Regions from separate parts of the Homo sapiens genome. Here region 1 is linked to region 2. The links are chromatin loops, found by intact Hi-C in ENCODE. Cell type or tissue: psoas muscle. All regions are shown on one strand. Each heading gives the region's core, and the rest is flanking DNA. Links, peaks and the distances in the headings are about the cores only. Region 1 overlaps LOC124905094 (a long non-coding RNA gene). Region 2 overlaps GRK3 (G protein-coupled receptor kinase 3).

Evidence for each region. Peaks named below come from ENCODE experiments on the same cell type or tissue, not always from the same donor. Only the 100,000 strongest peaks of a DNase experiment are listed, where the experiment ranks them.
Region 1: a loop joins it to region 2, with 2.5 times the contacts of the local background. A loop is called at or near these places in 3 of 110 quality-filtered maps.

What each region holds. Positions count from the first base shown.
Region 1 is chr22:25,478,911-25,488,474 of GRCh38, forward strand. LOC124905094 (a long non-coding RNA gene) reads left to right here. Exons shown (of 2, transcript XR_007068036.1): 2 at 1-1,061. Among named protein-coding and RNA genes, the nearest start is that of MIR6817, 28 kb to the left of the region's middle. RefSeq lists an enhancer at 7,507-7,556. In psoas muscle, for the core only: no CTCF peak of the experiment used is centred there; a DNase peak (open chromatin) is centred at 4,461.
Region 2 is chr22:25,707,565-25,717,128 of GRCh38, forward strand. It overlaps GRK3 (G protein-coupled receptor kinase 3), which reads left to right. Exons shown (of 21, transcript NM_005160.4): 16 at 2,334-2,400; 17 at 3,504-3,599; 18 at 6,844-7,006. It also overlaps the pseudogene RNA5SP494. Among named protein-coding and RNA genes, the nearest start is that of MYO18B, 30 kb to the right of the region's middle. In psoas muscle, for the core only: no CTCF peak of the experiment used is centred there; no DNase peak of the experiment used is centred there; H3K4me3 peaks cover 543 bases; H3K27ac peaks cover 2,256 bases.

The DNA.
Region 1 (9,564 bases), core at 706-8,705, 230 kb before region 2:
TGTCCAGCTGCAGGGGCAGTACTTAAGCTTACTGCACCCCTACTATGTGCCAGGTGCAGGGTGGGCACCTGCATGTGAGGACCAGGGATTGGGGTGTTGGAAGATTTTGGCTTTTGGCCAGGACTAAAGGGTGAGAGGTAGTATGGAGAAGGAATTAAGGCCCTGTGGAGAGGCCTGGGCTTAAATCCTGGCATTGATGTTTACCAGCTCTGAGGCTTGTACGTGGCCAATCACTTAAACACTCTGGGCCAGTTTCCTCAACTGTAAAACGGGCATAGTCACAGTGCCTACTTGATCCATCCTTGTGTTCCTCTCAGGCTTGCTTTGTAAGACTCCTGGACTCCTTAGGTTTTATCAATCCTGGTGCCCTTCCATTGTATCACATCCTTGGATCACAGTGATGGGTTCAGGAATAGACACATGACCCAAGGGAGGCTAATCAGGTGAATATAGGGAGATGTTCTTTCTTTCTTAAGGTGGCTACGTTTAGGACATGAGCCAGGGTTGCCAGTGTCACCCATCACATGTACCATATGAATAACTCTTGTCTAAGATCTGGCAAGAGATGGTGGAGCCTAATGACATTGTTAAAGATCCTGGATACAGCCATACCTGAAGCGTATCCAGAATTCCGGCTGAGTATCTGTACTAGTCAATGTTCTCCAAATAATATACACAGGCATAACTCAGAGATACTGTAGGTTTGGTTGCAGGCCACCTCAATAAAACAAATATTGCAATAAAGTGGGTCATAGGAATTTTTGATTTCCCAGTGCACGTAAAAGTTACACTATAGTGTATTAAGTGTGCAATACCATTACATCTAAAAACCACTGTACATACCTTAATTAAAAATACTTTATTGCTAGCAATCATCTGAGCCTTCTGCAAATTGTAATCTTTTTGCTCGTGGAGGGTCATGCCTTGATGTTTATGGCTGCTGACTCATTAGGGTGGTGGTTGCTGAAGGTTGGGGTGGCTGTGGCAGTTTCTTAAAATATGACAACAATAAAGTTGGCCACATTGATGGACTCTTTCATTAAAGATTTCATGGAAGCATATGATACTGTTTGATAGCACTTTATGGACAGTAGAACTTCTTTCAAAATTTGAGTTAATCCTCTCCAACCCTGCTGCTGCTTTAGCTATTAAGTGTATGAAATATTCTAAATGTGGCCAGGCGCAGTGGCTCATGCCTGTAATCCCAGCACTTTGGGAGGCCAAGGTGGGTGGATCACCTGAGGTCAGGAGTTTGAGACCAGTCTAACTAATATGGTGAAACCCTATCTCTACTAAAAATACAAAAATTAGCTGGGTGTGATGGTGGGCATCGTAGTCCCAGCTACTTGGGAGGCTGAGGCAAGAGAATCACTTGAACCCAGGAGGCGGAGGTTGTAGTGAGCCAAGATTGTGCCACTGCACTCCAGTCTGGGCCACAGAGTGAGACTCCACTTCAAAAAAAAAAAAAAAAAAAAAAAAAAAAATATATATATATATATATATACATACATATGTATGTATATATATATATTCTAAATGTTTGTTGTCATATCAACGATGTTCACAGCATCTTCACCAGCAGTAGGTTCCACCTCAAAATACACTTACTTTGTTCATCTATAAGAAGCAGTTTACCATTCATTTAAGTTGTTTTTTTCAAAGAGTTAAAATCTCACTTTGGCACCTAGACTGGAGTGCAGTGGTGTGATCATTGCTCACTACAGCCTCAAATTCCTGGGCTCAGGTGATCCTCCTGCCTCAGCCTCCCAAGTAGCTTGGGACTGCATGTGTGCACCACCACACCCAGCTTAAAGTTGTATGAGATTGCAGCAATTCAAGAACCAGCAGTCTGGATAGTCAAGAAGAGCTCATGTTTTTGTTTGATTTGGAAAACAGGAGAAGATCAGTGTCCCAGCTCAATGCCAGTAGTCAGGAAAATTTCCCTCTAACTTGTAGGAGTATGAGCCTTTTGTTCTATTCAGGCCTTTAACGGATTGGGTGAGAGCCACCCATAGCAGGGAAGAAAATTTACTCAGTCTACCAATTCATGTGTTAATCTTATCCAAAAACGCCCTCACAGACACACCCAGAATAATGTTTGACCAAATATCTGGGCACCCTGTGGCTCAGTCAAGTTGACACATAAAGTTAACCATCACAGTGTCCCAAGTTATATGATCTAATACTGTCCCCTTTTTCTTTTAGACGGAGTCTTGCTCTGTCACCAGCCTGGAGTGCAGTGGCGCAATCTCTGCTCACTGTAACCTCTGCCTCCTGGGTTCAAGTGATTCTCCTGCCTCAGCCTCCCAAGCAGGTGGGACTACAGGTGCGTGCCACCACACCCAGCTAATTTTTGTACTTTTTTAGTAGAGTCGGGGTTTCACCATGTTGACCAGGATGGTCTTGATCTCTTGACTTCATGATCCACCCACCTCGGCCTCCCAAAGTGCTGGGATTACAGGCGTGAGCCACCACACCTGGCTACCTTCCCCTATTTGTTTTAAACACATTTTGTTTGACAGAACTTGCTCACAACCAACAGTTTGAATGATAGAAATGCTTATTTCATAGGGATAGTGAAACAACAAATGATCTCTCTCATAGCACAATGCCTGAGGGGGACAGTGGGTGCTCAAAAATAATAATCATTGATGCATGTTATAGAGAAATATCATGGGAAGAGGATTTTCCCATTTTGCTCCCACTTCTCCCCACAATGCTGACACATAAAATTAACCATCAGTGTCCAAGTTATGTGTTCTAATATCTTCCCCTATTTGTTTTAAACACATTTAAAAACACGTTTAAACAGAAATAATAACCATTGATGCATGTTATAGAGAAATATCATTGGAGAAGTCAGAAAACAGGCAGACATTTCTTCTACTTCCACTACATCACGTTCTCTCTCTCTTTTTTTTTTTTGTGAGGCGGAGTCTCGCTCTGCAGCCCAGGCTGGAGTGCAGTGGCGCCATCTCGGCTCCCTGCAAGCTCCGCCTCCTGGGTTCACGCCATTCTCCTGCCTCAGCCTCCCGAGTAGCTGGGACGACAGGCACCTGCCACCACGCCTGGCTAATTTTTTGTATTTTTAGTAGAGACGGGGTTTCACCGTTAGCCAGGATGGTCTCGATCTCCTGACCTCCATCATGTCCTCTCTTTATCAGGGGTACCCAACGGTTTTAGGCAGATGGGACAGACCCTGCAATCCACAGACAAACTCTATGTTCTAAGATGTTTGGCACAATTATTCATAAGCTCAAAGATAAGGAACCTGTAGAATTCTTCCTTAAGGCTATCGTCTGGTACATAATCTAATTTTGATGTCTAAAGCTTAACATCACTTGTCTTTCTCTTTGCATTTTCTGTAATAAATTCTAATCTCACCCAGACTAATGGATGCCTAGCGTGGTAGAGATAAAAATCTGTACTCAGGAAAGCAAAATGAAATACACATTAAAAACTTTTAAACTAGGTATCCCTGCTACATATCTTTTGAAGCATGGTGGATGTATTGATTTTGACCACTAGCGTCCCTTCCTTGATGAAACCATGCCTCCCTCACTCCCCAGAGGCTGTTAATCACTGTTGTCTGCCCTCCTCACCACAGCGGAGGGCCTGTGACCAGGCTGAGCCAATCCTAGCACCCATGTCAGTGTCCTCTTGGGCTCAGTGATTGGTCCTGAGGTGAACATGTGACCCAAGCAGAGCCAATCCAAATCCTTAGTTGGATTTCTATGTGGAAGCTGAGAGAGAGGAAGAGCGATAGATAGATAGATAGTTAGATAGATAGATAGATAGATAGATAGACAGACAGACAGACAGACAGATAGTTAGACCTTATGGATTACAAGCTGTAAGGATGAAGCTTGGGACTGCCTGTGACCATTCTTTATACCTAGTAGAGGGAGTAACACATGAAAGAGAGATGGAGAGAGAACTGAGTGCCAGCCACATGGGTCAATAGCACATGAGAACCTGGATCTAACTACATTTTCCGTATCTTGCTTAAATTCATTTGAGCTAAAACAATGATCTCTGGCTGTTCCACACTCCTCAAATTCACTTAAAAATGATGAAGAAAGCTACAGACCTGTTTGTGCAGAAGAGTTCCAGCTTGGGCCATGCAGGCTGAGCGTCTCCATGCCAGATGGCCAAGATTCCCACTACCCTTTTGTGTTCTGGAAGTCTGCCCTGGTGCCCCAACCTGCAGATCTTGGATGGAGAGGACTGGGATAGGATACCCAAATCCTGACTCTCTGAGCCTTAGTATTCTTCTCTATCAACTGTAGATAACAGTCCCTACCTCAAAGGACAGTAAGAAAATTAAATAAGATTAATTTTACTACTTAATAAATTAATGGGCTGGCACAGAGGAAGTGCCCCATCAGCAGGAGCTGTCTAGCCCCAATACTCAAAAGTTCCCAGCCTGCTGCTCCCTCTCCTGCCTGACCCAGTTTTTCATCTAAATTTGGCCATTGGCCCAGGCCCTGGCCTATTTTAGGTACACCTCTTTTTGTTGCAGGAAAAAGAGACTCAGACAAGCTACCTTAAAACAAGGGGTTTATTGTAAGAATGAATGGGAACAGGAACATGGAGTGGGTGGAGGCAGGGAAACCCTCAGGACTGAAGCTGTTTTGATGTGAGAATTCTTTTTTTTTTTTTTTCTCCTTCAGAAGGAATCATTTCACCTGTCACATATCGTTGCAGAAAGGGCCTTTTGCCAGGACTGGATGTAAACAAACCTCAGAGAGGTATTGTCAAAGGCTAAGTCTCTCCTGCATTGGTAGAGAGAGACTGGATTTTGTTGTTGTTGCTAATAATTTTGATTCAAGTTTTAACAGCTCTCAGGCCTGTAAGGTCTGCAGTGAGAAAGGAAGTGAGCAGGAACGTCAGAATGGAGGGATGTGTGAAGTGACTGTTATTTATTATCCAAAGCAAGATACTTTGAGAATGAAAGAGGCACTATGAAGAATTACACAAGGACAATAGACATTAAAACAGTCCAGGGAAACCAGGACATAGGGTCGCCTTAAGAGTACAAGGGTCTGGGAAGGAAGGGATGGGGAAAGTGGGTTCTCAGACTGAAAAGAGGTCCAGGAGTGTGGCTGCTGCCCAGAAAGTGCCAGGTTCATAAGTGGAGGGCTGGACAGCCAGGAGGGAAGCACCTGGGTACCCAGAGATAATTTTATATTGCCTGCCCAGTAGGTGGACAACCTTCAGGCATGGCTTGATCCAGGGGCTCAAATGTCAACAGGATCCTGTTTCTCTTTCTCTCTGTACTCATGGAACTTTGATCCATCTGCAACAAAGGCCAATGGCAGCCCACAGCCTACACAGAGGGAGACCCAGGCCCTTCTACTCATCTTCTCAGACTTCCACTCTCCAATGTTTGAAACCATAGGAGACCTCTATACACTGGCAGGTCATGGAGAGAAACTCCCCAGATACTTAGAGTGGGAAAGTGGGACTGAAGGTGAGCATCCCCATCCCATCCTGGATCAGTGTGGGCACACCTCCCTGTGACATGCAAAGCTCTTCATATCACATCTGTACACTCAGAACTCCATACATGCTGTGAGTCTTCCCTGACCTCCACCACTTCCTCCAGGTCTCTGCTTTCTAGTGACCACACCTCTCCTTGACTCTTCACTTTGTCTTCCTGACTGACTCCTAGCCCTGACCCTTATCTCAAAGCCTAGCAATGCTGAGACAACGTTTTCCACTCCCCAGGTAGGCCCCAGAATGCTCTCACCCCCGGGGGATCATGGGCCCCTCCCTATGATAGACATATGTGGCTCTTCTCATCCAGCTTATTACCTCTCCCTTTTATGTGGCAACAATGCCCCAGTATTGCTAGAGTGGGAAACCCCCTCACTCACATTCATTCTCTATGCTTTCAAGGAAGCCATCTCCACCCTGGATATGAGTAATGGAACATAGGACCTAAACTAAGCCAGCCAGCACATTCTGTCTCTCTGGCCACTAACTAGTCTAAGTATGGGTCAATCAGAGTCTGTGCATGGCCTAAAGTCCTAAGAAGAGCCTGCGGATTCTTTTCTGAGGCTCTTGGAGGGATGAAGATGGAATGCAGAGCTGTCAATGCCATTTTTGTTGAGGGATCTGCACATGTTGTCATATCCAAGGAAGTCATGTTGAGAAGTGGAGAAACAGGATCTTGGTGATATCAGTGAAGACCCTGGATCAAGCCATACCTGAAGGTCTGCCCTTGGGCTGTTCAAACACAGGAGCCAATGAATTCCCTTTTCTCAGGCCAGGTTCTCTGCTACTTGCAATTGACAGAGCTCTAACTGAAGATTAGGACCCCTGGCCAAGAGGATGCTCAAACCAAAGGGATAAACAAATTACATAGCTGCTCACACAAAGCTCTGAGCCCTGCCCTCCCATAGGGTAAATTTCCAGGGTCTACCTAAAGCTATTGACCCACATCCTCCTATCCACTAACCCATGCTGTCTTACACAATCTAGTCCTGGCAATATTATGAAGTAGGTTAAGTCTGTTTCTGAAGCTCCAGTGTCCCACCTGACTGCCCTCTGTGCAGCCCCCAGCCCAAAAAGTGGGTCTACGCAGCCTAGTTCATGCATATCTGGGCTCCCTGGAGCTTACTCGCTCCCCACCTCCCTCTGCTCGGGGTCCCAAATCCCACTGCTGTCTCCAAGACCCTGCAAAACCCAGCCCCTGACCTCCCTGTGCTTGTCCTGCACTGTATGCCTCTCACTCTGGGTGCCAGCGATGTGGGTGACTTCCCGGGTCCTTGACTCAGCAAACTCTTTCCCATATTGGGGCCTTTGCAGATGCGGTTCCTCTGGCCAAGAATCCCTTTTCCATATTTGCACCTAGTTATCTTCTAATCCTCCTTTAAGTCTCAGGGGAAATGTCACTCCCCCAGCAAGTCCTTTGTAGCCTTTAATCCAGATCAGGCCAACCCATTTTACATTCTCATAGCACCTTGTGGCTTGTCTCTTGGAACTATAATTCTGTGCTTAGTTGCTCCTTGGGGGCTGTCACAAAACCTGGCACATGGTAGGTTCTCAGAAACATCTGGATGAGTGACTGTAGCAGGCACAAGCCCTACCAGCAGGCAGCACAGAAAGGGAACAAAGATCAAAAGGGAGGTGGTGACTTGCCCAGGGTCACACAGCAAATCTATGGCAGTGTGGACACCTGAGTCCAGACTCTTTGGTGCTCTTATGAGCCCAGAGGTGGCCGCCCATCCCTTTACCCGCAGGTGCTTTTTCTGTTTACATCCAGAAGATCTTTTCTGAAACTCTGTGGCTGCCCTGCTGATGGAAGGCCTGAACAAGTGGCAGAGATGTGAGCCCAGCAGAAGGCATGGCTGTCTTGGGGCCCAGCAAGGATGAGCTGGGTTAAAGTTTATCCCACTTCCTGAATATCTGAGTCATCAGACCAAGAGCAGGTGCAAGGAGTGTGATTGTGTGGGTGAGACCCCTGTGTGTCAATGGCCCCAACATTGGTACAAGGCCCAGAACAAAAGAGGCAGAAGGCCCTGAATACAGTAATTTCTCCTCCTGATGCTCCACCATGATCAGTGGCTACATTTGGGTTTCAATCGCAGCTCTGATGCTTGCCAGCTGTGTGACCTTAGGCACGTTACCTCACTACTCTGAGTCTGCTTGCCTCTTTGTGAAACATGAATATTAATAGTAACAACCTCATTAGGTAGTAATGAGAATTAAATTAGAAGATAACATGTGCCTGTAACTGCCCTATCCAGAAAAGGTGCTCAAATTGCACCCCCTGGGCAATGGCTTAATATACCTACCCAAAAAGCAATTGTAATATTTATTGCTTTGTTTACTTATTGTCTGAACACCCCTCCAGAATGTAAACTCGACAAGGGCAGATTTCTTCTTCTTTTTTTTTTTTTTTCGAGACAGTCTCTCACTCTGTCGCCCAGGCTGGAGTGCAGTGGCACGATCTCGGCTCACTGCAAGCTTTGCCTCCCGGGTTCACGCCATTCTCCTGCCACAGCCTCCCGAGTAACTGGGACTACAGGTGCCCGCCACCATGCCCGGCTAATTTTTTGTATTTTTTTTTTAATAGAGACGGGGTTTCACCGTGTTGGCCAGGATGGTCTCGATCTCCTGACCTTGTGATCGGCCCATCTTGGCCTCCCAAGGTGCTGGGATTACAGGAGTGAGCCACTGCACCCAGCCGACAAGGGCAGATTTCTAATGGATCATGTTCACCAGTGAATTCCTGGCACGGTGCCAGGCACATAGAAGGCACTCAATAAATAGTGAATGGATGGATGAATGGGCAGATGGGTGGGTGACTGAATGGGAGTGTGGATGGGTGGATGAAGAGATGCATAGATGAATGGATGGGTGGATGCGTGGGTGGATGTGTGGGTGGATGAATGGGTAGGTGAGTGGATGGGTGGGTGGATGGATGAGTGGAAAGGTGGGTGTAAGGGTAGGTGGATGGGTGGATAGATGAATGGATGGATGGATGAATGGGTGGAAGGGTGGGTAGAAGAGTGGGTGAGTGGGTGGATGGATGGATGGGTGAGTGAATGGGTGGGTAGATGGATGGGTGGATGGATGGATGGAAAGGTGCGTGAAAGGGTGGATGGGTTGGTGGACAGATAAAAATGGATGGATGGGTAGATGGGTGGTTGAATTGGTGGGAGAGTGGGTGGATGGATGGGTGGATGGGTAGGTGGACGGATGGATGGAAAGGCGGGTGGAAGGGTGGGTGGATGGGTAGATGGATGCGTAAGTGGATACAAGGATGGGTGGATGATAGATGGATGCATGAATGGATGCATGGATGAGTGGATGGATGGATGGATGGATGGGTAGATGTGTGGGTGGATGGAAGTGTGGATGGATGGGTGGATGGATGGATGGATGGACGGATGGATGGATGGATGGACGGATGGAAAGGTGGATAGAAGGATGGGTGTGTGGGTGGATGGGCTGGTGGATGGATGGATGGAAAGGTGAGTGGAAGGGTGGGTGGATGAATGGATGGGCGGGTGGATGGATGGATGGAAGGATGGATGGAAAGGTGGGTGGAAGGGTGGGTGGATGGGCAGATAGATGCATGAGTGGATACAAGGATGGGTGGATGATAGATGAATGCATGAATGAAGGTATGGATGAATGGATGGATGGGTGAATAGGTGGAGATGTGGAAAGGTGGGTGGGATGGGCTGGGTGGATGGATTTGTAGGAAAAAAAATGTAAGCTTTGATTTCTGAAAACCTAGATCTCCAGCCTTGGCCTTATGCTCGTGTCTCTAATTCTCCTCCCTCTCTCATCTTGGTGTGCATAGCCCAGGTAGCTGTGAGTGCAAAGAACAATAGGATAAACATTCAGCACTCTCCTGTGGGTATTATTTTTAGTTTCCATGCTGCAGAGGTCAGAGTGTCAAATAACAAAGAGAGATCTTTTCTTTTCTCTCTCAAGGAAAGAATCGGTCATATCTGCGTGGGCAGCAGTGGAGGTGGGTGTTAGTTTGTTTGGTTTAACAGCTATTTGACTCAGACCTCCTGCCAGCAGGAGTGGGTGACCTTTCCT
Region 2 (9,564 bases), core at 1,036-9,035:
TGTGGAGGACGAGGTGCCACCTTATGAAGAGGCCTGGGGAGGAACACTCCAGCTGGAGGAGTCAGCGAGGGAGGACTTCCAGGTAGAATCAGTGCTCCCGTGATCCAGCAAAGCCAGGTCTCCTGGGCACTGGGTTTGGTTATAAATGCGAAGCAAGACTGGAGAGTTTTGAGCAGAGGAGTGGTGAGTTCATTGAAGAAGATGACTTGGGCGCTGTATGAAGTGGGATGGGGCTGCAGGTGGGCAGGACTAGAGGTCAGAGGAGGAGACATTAGAGTAGTTCAGGCAAGAGGTACCAGGACCCTGGTGCCTCGGTGTTTCTGGCAGTACGTCTATCATCCCTTCCCTGCCCACAAATGCCAGTAGCATCCTGAGCAGGAATCACCACCCCGGCCAGGCGCAGTGGCTCACGCCTGTAATCCCAGTACTTTGGGAGGCCGAGGTGGGTGGATCACAAGGTCAGGAGTTTGCGACCAGCCTGACCAACATGGTGAAACCCCATCTCTACTAAATATACAATAATAATAATAATAATTAGCCGGGTGTGGTGGCACGCACCTGTATTCCCAGCTACTCAGAGGCTGAGGCAGGAGAATCGCTTGAACCCAGGAGGCGGAGGTTGCAGTGAGCCGAGATGGCGCCACTGCACTCCAGCCTGGGTGACAAAAAAAAAGAAACACCACCCCTAAGCGAGAGTCTCGTGAGGATGGGAGGTGGTAGGAAGTAGTCAGGTCTGGGTCTGGCCAAGGGGTGGCTGTGAAGCCTGAGGGAAGACAGGCATCCAGGACCATCCTGGCTGGGCCTGTGCAGGAGCAGTGCGGAGAGGGCTGTGTTAGCCCTGCCTGCATCCTCTGAGTGGGCTGGGGAGTAGGAGTGTCCTGGAACACAGGGCACAGGTTGGTGCTTGGGCTACAGATTTAGGAGTCCTATAAGGGCACTCAAGCTCTGGGCTGGGCGAGATGCCCCAGGGACTGACTACAGGAGGACCCCAAGAAGCAGCCCTGAGCTGTGTGACAGGATGTGGAGAGATAGAAAGTCAGTGGCATGTGCTGGGAGTGCTCCTCCCCCATGCGGGCTTTTCCTTGGAGTGTGCAATTTTTTTTTTTTTTTTCCTGGCAACAGATTCTCACTCTGTCACTCAGGCTGGAGTGCAATGGCACAATCTCGGCTCACTGCAACCTCCACCTCCCGGGTTCAAGCAAATCTCCTGCCTCAGCCTCCCGAGTAGCTGAGACTACAGGCGCCTGCCACCATGCCCAGCTAATTTTTTGTATTTTAGTCGAGACAGGGTTTCATTGTGTTGCCCAGACTGGTCTCGATCTCCTGAACTCAGACAATCCACCCACCTTGGCCTCCCAAAGTGCTAAGATTACAGGTATGAGCCACCATGCCTGACCAACTTTTGCTCTGGGTACTCCAAGTTTTAATCATGACCTTCAAGAAAACTTGTTTCTTCAATTTATTTTTTATTTTTATTTTTATTTTTTTTTTGAGATGGAGTCTCGCTCTGTCGCCCAGGCTGGAGTCCAGTGGCGCAATCTCGGTTCACTGCAAGCTCCACCTCCCGGGTTCACGCCGTTCTCCTGCTTCAGCCTTCCGAGTAGCTGGGATTACAGGCGCCCGTCACCATGCCCGGCTAATTTTTTGTATTTTCGGTAGAGAAGGGGTTTCACCGTGTTAGCCAGGATGGTCTTGATCTCCTGACCTCGTGATCTGCCCGCCTCAGCCTCCCAAAGTGCTGGGATTACAGGCGTGAGCCACCACACCCGGCTAATTTTTTTGTATTTTTAGTAGAGATGGGATTTCACCGTGTTAGCCAGGATGGGTTTCTTCAATTTATAAAGGGTTTTGGTATACATTATATTATTAGATCTCTTGTTTGCTTCTGAGTAAATGTGGTGCTTCACATTCCTGTCATTTTCCTATTACATTATCTATTGCGATGTGTAAATATTTGCTGTAAATTTCTTTAATGTGTAGATATCCAATTTAATTCTTATTTTCAGTTATGTTCTCCTGACTATAGAATTATTGTGTGTGTGTGTGTGTGCGTGTGTATATATATATCTGTGAAAATTTCTAGGTTATCTTAAACTGTAATAACTATCCCAAATAAATGATCATATGGGATAATATTCCCAGGCGCTGCATGCAGTATTCTAAACATCGTAGCATTCCTCCTGTTGTTTTGAAGGAAGCATATTTGTTTGCTTTCTTAAAGGAAAAAGTGGAAATACTTGCTCCCCTGTATTGTTAACAGGAGACAGTTTTGCACAATATTTATTACGTTTCCAAATGCATACTCAGCACTGTTATGACTCTTTCTCCTCCAGCTCACAGGAAGTAAAAGAGCACAGCTTTTTCAAAGGTGTTGACTGGCAGCATGTCTACTTACAAAAGGTACTCACTCCCTCTTGACTCTACTTACGGTACTGCCGCCCCGCCCTTACCCGCTCATCTCTGTCTCAGTTTCTGTCTCTGTCTCTCTATGCACTGCTGGCTTCCTGGCTGTGTCTCCCCAGCATCCCCACCACCCACCTCCCCCAGCATCCTGTGTCCACACTCTCTTGTTACCCGAGAGTTACCATGTAGCCAGTTCCCTTTGGGGCATCCTCTCACTCTTCATTTCTCTAATAGAAACATTTTGAAAATATCTCCTATATCAACTAATAAAAGGTAAAATGGAGCTATTATCTAGTTAATTCAAATGCACATATAATTGAGCCTTTTTTAGTTTTTGCTCTTCTTCTTGAATTCTTATCTCAATGTGACTGTATTTTTACATAGATCTCTATAAAATGTACGTGAAACTTCTGCCATAAACGTATGTATATTTTCTAGCCCAATACTACATAATTTAAGAATTAGCATGATTTTATATCAGCATGATTTCCTTTCCTTATTTTAAGCTTCATTATATTTGCGTTGATACAGGAAACACCCCAAATTCAATTTTTAGAAAAATGTTGATTATCAGCTTTAAACTTGCTTTGCGTGAACTCAAGCTGCAGAGAAATGACGATTTTCTGTAGTAAAGAAAGACTGATCTGTCAGTCCTACTGAATTAGAGTCCGACCTCTGGGTCAGTTAACACATACCTTGGAGCGTTTGCAGATGTGCCCTGCTCCCTCCAGGCCCCATTGTCTGTTGTGGCTCCGGCAACCCAAAGGTGGTGTTGCGTCCTCTCAGAGAATGTGCTTTCTTAAGCTGAGCTGGACGGATATGCAGTCCTGAGATTTTGTTATATTTGAAAATTATTGAAGGCTTTGGACATGAATCCTATTTTTCTTTAATTTGTCTAAAATATAGGGCCTTCCTTTGGGGCTATTGAGTGCAGTGGCTTTTCTACAAAATATGAAATGTGATTTGTTACAAGTTTGAATGACATGCTGCGCAGTGGAGCATGCGGATATCTCGCACTGTGCTGTCTTTGTAGAATGTTAGGTTGGGACAGGGCCATACGATCATCTGAAAACTGTACCATGCTTGTTTGGATCTTCCAGTACCCACCACCCTTGATTCCTCCCCGGGGAGAAGTCAATGCTGCTGATGCCTTTGATATTGGCTCATTTGATGAAGAGGATACCAAAGGGATTAAGGTACACATGTGATCATTTATTTCTTTATTTTTATTTTTGGATGGGATGATTTCTGTTGGAAATCAAACTTAGTGGTTGTTTTAATATTGGGCTGTTTATAGTATTTAACTTACAAATGAGTATCAACATATTTGAAGAATGTGTAAGTTAAGGATCTAAATTAAAGGCTTTGAAAGCTTTCTTCAGACTAATAATTTTATTTTTGAGGAACTACATGGTAAAATATTATTGATTTGGAATATTTGTGATTGAAATAAAACTTGAATTATACCTGAAGCAGGAAAAACAGCTGTGTGATATCAAACATACTTCCCTAGTGCAAAAGAGCCAGCTGTCTCAATTCTTCTAAGTTTTTAGATCTCCCCGTGTTAGGATGAAAGAGCAAACAGCATGAATCATTTTGCATTTGTCAATCAAAGGTGAAATAATCACTGTTTTTTTTAATACAATCCTCTGCATTTTTCGAACTTTTGTTCATATCGTTATTCCCCCAAGTAGAGACAAGACATAATTAGAGATGGTGAGTCATGAGAGAAGATCATTCTGTTTAAGATGCTGGGTCAAAGTGTATCACTACATCAAGCTCTCACCTACCCCCATGCTGGCAGCTTGCCCCAGGCTCTACCCCCTGCCCCCGGGCCTTCCCTGTTTCTTCTCAGCTGCCCCCATTTACACCCTTCTGACACAAACCCGCGTTGCCTTCCCCACCAAGTAGCTTCCTTCTCCAGAAGGCTGCAGCACTATTAAAACACACACCTGTGAGGTGTAAATAAAAGAGTGACAAGTAAAATGCAAGGGCCTAGCAGGAGCTATAACTGGAGACACGTAGGACTGGGACCAGCTAGACTGTGGGACAGAAAAGCCAGTAAATGGCTGGAGGAAGATGGGAGGATTGTGGGGAAGGAGAGCAGCATGTACACGCCAAGTGCACCTGGGGAACCCAGTGGCAGCTGGTCAGAGCTAGGGGCCCCAGGAGATGAGGGGCTGGGCCATGATGGTGATTGGGGTGTTCATGGGACCAGCTTTTCTGGTGTTGGAGGTTAGGTGAAGGCAAAGTGCAGAGGGCCCAGGTCACAGGGCTGTGAGGATTGCTGACCAACTGAGGGACACCCTTCTGTGGTCTGGAGCAGTGGCTGGGGTCAGCATTGAGACCGATGCCTAGACCTGTGCACAACCAGGCATCGTCTGTAGCCGGAACCATTGATACCTGTCAGGTATATGAGTATACAGCAGTGCTTTGGGGAACAATCCATTTACAAAGGTATTTAAAAAATTTACTGCTGTCACAATAGAATTTTTTCACCTGCTGTATACCACTATCTGTCCGTCAGAGTACTAAAAATAAAACACTATTACGTGGGTGCCCACAAACATTTTTTAATGTTAAAAAGAGATGATCATACTTAAAAATGTTGTAAACCAAGATCTAGGCTTTGGAGTCAGACAGACTGGGCTGGGATCTGCCACTGAGCTGAGTGAATGTGGGCCATTCTGCAACCTCTCGAGTCTTGGCTTTCTCACCTGTAAAGTGGGTGGTTTCATTGCCAAGCTTTCTCTGAGGATAAATGAGGTGGCCTGCTGAAGGCTACAGGCATATAGTCAATGCTTGACAAACTAGTAGCTTCTATTATTATGTTTTGGTTCTTCCTGAGCAAGAGCTGAGAAAGAGCACACTTAGAACAAGAAGTCCTGTCTGGTAGGGATTCAGCTGTAAACAAGAAGCCCAGGTCCTGCTCCCGTGAGAGCTGAGTCCAGCAGGGAGGGCAGGGGACTGCATTTTAAGAAACTGTCTTTTAAAAACAGCCTAAATAATACATTTTCTTTAAAAGGGTGGGGGAAAACTCACCTCATGTAAACATAAGTTCTTTTTTAAAAAAATTCATTTTCAGCAAGGTGGGCTCAGTCATAAAGATCAAGTCTTTCTGAAATTATAGGCGGTAGAACAGTGTCTATTAAACAGAGTTGGCCATTTCAGAATAACTGCCTGGGCAAGGAGCATGCTTTGACTCTTTGCCAGACCGTTCAGAGCCTGTCCCTGTGTGCCTGATCTCAGGTGCTCATCGGACCTTGAGGTTTTCAACACCCCATCACTCACACACACACTCACACACGCACCTCCAGTCCCATTCAGAGCAACTGAGGGGCTCAGCTATGGGCTTAGATAGAATGTCTGAAGAAAACAGAAAGAGGAAAAACTCTACAGGTCAAAGCGACCTCAGAATCAACAGATTATTATAATAGATCAATGAGACTGGATGGAGTAGGCCCCATATTGGCATGTGGGATGCAGCTTCTTCTGGTGTTCTGTTGATTTGCTAAGGGAGTGTGTGCAAGTGCCTTAGCCTCCTTGGTCTTTCTTGCCCTTCTCAGTATTTTGCCTGTTATGATACCTACCCCTGCTTATCTTTCAAGGAGTAAGCAAATCAAGTTTCTAAGGAGGTCTGTGCTTCTAAGACAAGCATGTATTTACCAGCAGGCTTGCTAGTATTTCTGCTATAAAAATGTAGTTCACATGCAGAAAACCATTTTCTTTGCTCATATTCAAAATGCAGCCTTACCTAGAGGGCAGAAAGAAGAATTTTGAATAATCGTTTAGAAGAAAAATGCTACCATTAAGTATAATTTTTGTTCCAGCAGCTCTTAAAGGCTCCATTGCCTGAACTCCCCATATGTCTTGAGATTTCTTATACATATGATTATGATGTCAAACTGTAAATAGTTGGAAGGTTCATGGAATTAATAGGAAGCTCAGCTTCATTTACCTTTTGTTTTTCTAACTTTTCAGATTAATTGAGGGTAGGTTCAAAAGCCCTCTTGGCTTCTCCCTTATAACTGTTTCTGAAACTATAGAAACAGTTTTCCTACCTATATAAACAAAATATCCTTACCATAATTGAAATTTTACTTTGTTGTCAGAATCTCAGTACTTCAAGTAAAATTCTGTATATGTGAGTTTTCGTTGGCAAAACATGTCATGAAGATAGTATACAAGATTGGGTTGATTGTAGCTGATCCAGGACTGAAAGTGAAGTGCTCATCAGTTCTGTTTGTGGATGATGATTGCTTGAGTTGTCATTAGCAGAGATTTATGATAACTAAGAACCTGCCTCGAAATGATTACTGCTGCCATCTAGTCATCTTCCTATATAGAGTTATGATAGAGTCACCATGGATGTGGCGCCGCGGACTCTTACCTTTGTAAGTATGTTAAATCATAAATATCTTGATTTCTTAAAATAATCAGCTACTTGATTGCGACCAAGAACTCTACAAGAACTTCCCTTTGGTCATCTCTGAACGCTGGCAGCAAGAAGTAACGGAAACAGTTTATGAAGCAGTAAATGCAGACACAGATAAAATCGAGGCCAGGAAGAGAGCTAAAAATAAGCAACTTGGCCACGAAGAAGGTAAAATAGCTCACGTGTCTCAAAACATTTCTAATGCAGTAAATTTTCAAAATTTCTTGTAAAGCTGAAAAAGTATTTGGGTCGTAAGGTATTTTGCAGTCGAGAAGAAAGCAATGCCATAAATCGCTTTAGTTTGCTCTGGCTTGGAAGAGCTCAGTCTAATATTTCAAAGTCTTCAGGCAGCACACAAATAAGTCTATGGAGACAGGTGGCCGGGTTTCTTTAGTATGCCCTTTTATCTTGGAGTGCTTGGGGACTGGTTTGGACGTTTTTTCCTTCCAGATTGAGTATGACAGTGTCTGGAGTGGGGTTGGTGTCATTGGTGTGTGCCCTGTGCGGTCATCTGGGCACCTGACTCAGTTTAGTCCTCTGTTGTCATCACCTTGAGACTCTTAGTCATTTTTGAACAAGGGGCCTGCCTTTTCATTTTGCACTGGGGCCCGAGAAGTATGTAGCTGGTCCTGGCGAGGAACTTAGCACGACATGTCACTTGTCAAGAGAGGTAAATGTCTCCCATTCAAGTACTAACCAGGCCCAACCCTGCTTAGCTTCCAAGATCAGATGACATCGGGTGTGTTAAGGGTTGTATGGCCATAGACAAAAGAGTTAAATATATAAAGACATTTATATTACAAACAGCATTTTAAAAATTGCCAAATCAGGCCAGGTGCAGTGGCTCATGTCTGTAATCCCAGCACCTCGGGAGGCCGAGGCAGGAGGATCACTTGAGTCCAGAAGTCCAAGACCAGCCTGGGCAACATGGTGAAACCCCATCTCTACAAAAAATAAGAATTAGCCAGGTGTGGTGGCATGCACCTGTAGTCCCAGGGACTGGGGGGCCGAGACAGGAAGATCACTTGAGACCAGGAGGTCGTCTGCAGTGAGCTGAGATTGTGCCACTGCACTCTAGCCTGGGTGACACAGCGAGAAGCTGTCTCAAAAAAAAAAAAATTGCCAAACTGTATTTTTATGTAAATAATTCAATGCCCTACTAAACATAACATCAAGTAGGAAACATAAGTTTTAAATAAATCAGTCATTCTCATTTCACTGAATATGGTTACTCTTGATTTTTCTAAGATTTCATGAATTGTGGATAATTAAATTTATTGTAGTCGATGATTATGTTAAGATGTAATTTCATCTTCCCTCTGAGCAAAGACCCTTGCAAGGTTAACCTTATGTAACAAGAATGGCCAGAAACTCTTTCACTCTATTAATAGGTTACTTTGGTAGCAGCATCTTGGTATAGGATTCCTTGGTCTTATCTGATGATTTTCCTGTGGCATTTAAAGTGTCTTCAATTCTGGATGACTTACTCTTTATATAAACGTTGCCAGAATACACCAAGGGAATCCTGCATTCTTTTAACTCTGTTTACCTCAATTCTGCAGGGACACATAGCCTTTATTTGTAAGCTCTTCTTTTTTTTTCTAGATGGAGTCTCACACTGTCACCCAGGTTGGAGTGCAGTGGCGCGATCTCGGCTCACTGCAACCTCCGCCTCCCAGGTTCAAGTGATTCTCCTGCCTCAGCCTCCCAAGCAGCTGGGATTACAGGCGCCCACCACCACGCCTGGCTATTTTTTTTTGTATTTTTAGTAGAGATGGGATTTCACTATGTTGGCCAGGCTGGTCTTGAACTCCTGACCTCATGATCCGCCTGCCTTGGCCTCCCAAAGTGCTGGGATTACAGGCGTGAGCCACTGCGCCCGGCCATAAGCTCTTCTTTAGAGAACCGGTCCATTGTGATCACACTGGGGTGTGTTTGCCACAGCAGATTTTACACAGGAAATTGAATCAATGTCGACTTGCTCAAGGGGGGGTCATGGTGTCACTAGAATCCTGATTAATTGGATCCACAACTATATATAGATCTTCATAAGCATGTTCAAGTGTATCCTTCTAGTTAGAGCTGTAATTAGAAAGTTTAGCAAATCAATGAATTTATCTTCCTGTGTTAGTAAGTAATTCGTGCATAAGTAGGTCTTGGCTGACAATCTCAGAGGTCACCTTTATAGAAAAATATAGTCTAGGCTTAGATTCCTGAAAAAAAAAAATTATAATAAAGTTGGTCCTCCACATCTCAGGTTCTGCATCTGTGGATTCGACCAACCATGATCAAAAATATCTGGAGAAAACCAATAAGAATAACAATACAACAATAAAAAATAATGCAAATAAAAGCCATACAGCAGGGGTTCCCAACCCCCAGTGGGGAGGCCAGTTAGGAACCGGGCTGCACAGCAGGAGATCAGTGCTGGGCGAGTGAGCATCACCACCTGAGCTCCGCCTCCTGTCAGATCAGCAGTGGCCTGAGATTCTCGTAGGATTGCAAACCCTATCATGAACTGCGCACGTGAGGGATCTAGGTTACGTGCTCCTTATGAGAATCGAATGCTTGATCTGAAGTAGCACAGTTTGAACCCAAAACCATTCCCCCATCCCCGTCTGTGGAAAAATTGTCTTCCACTAAACTGGTCCCCGGTGCCAAGAAGGTTCGGGACCACTGCTACACAGTGTAACAACTATTTATGTAGCATTTACACTGTATTAGGT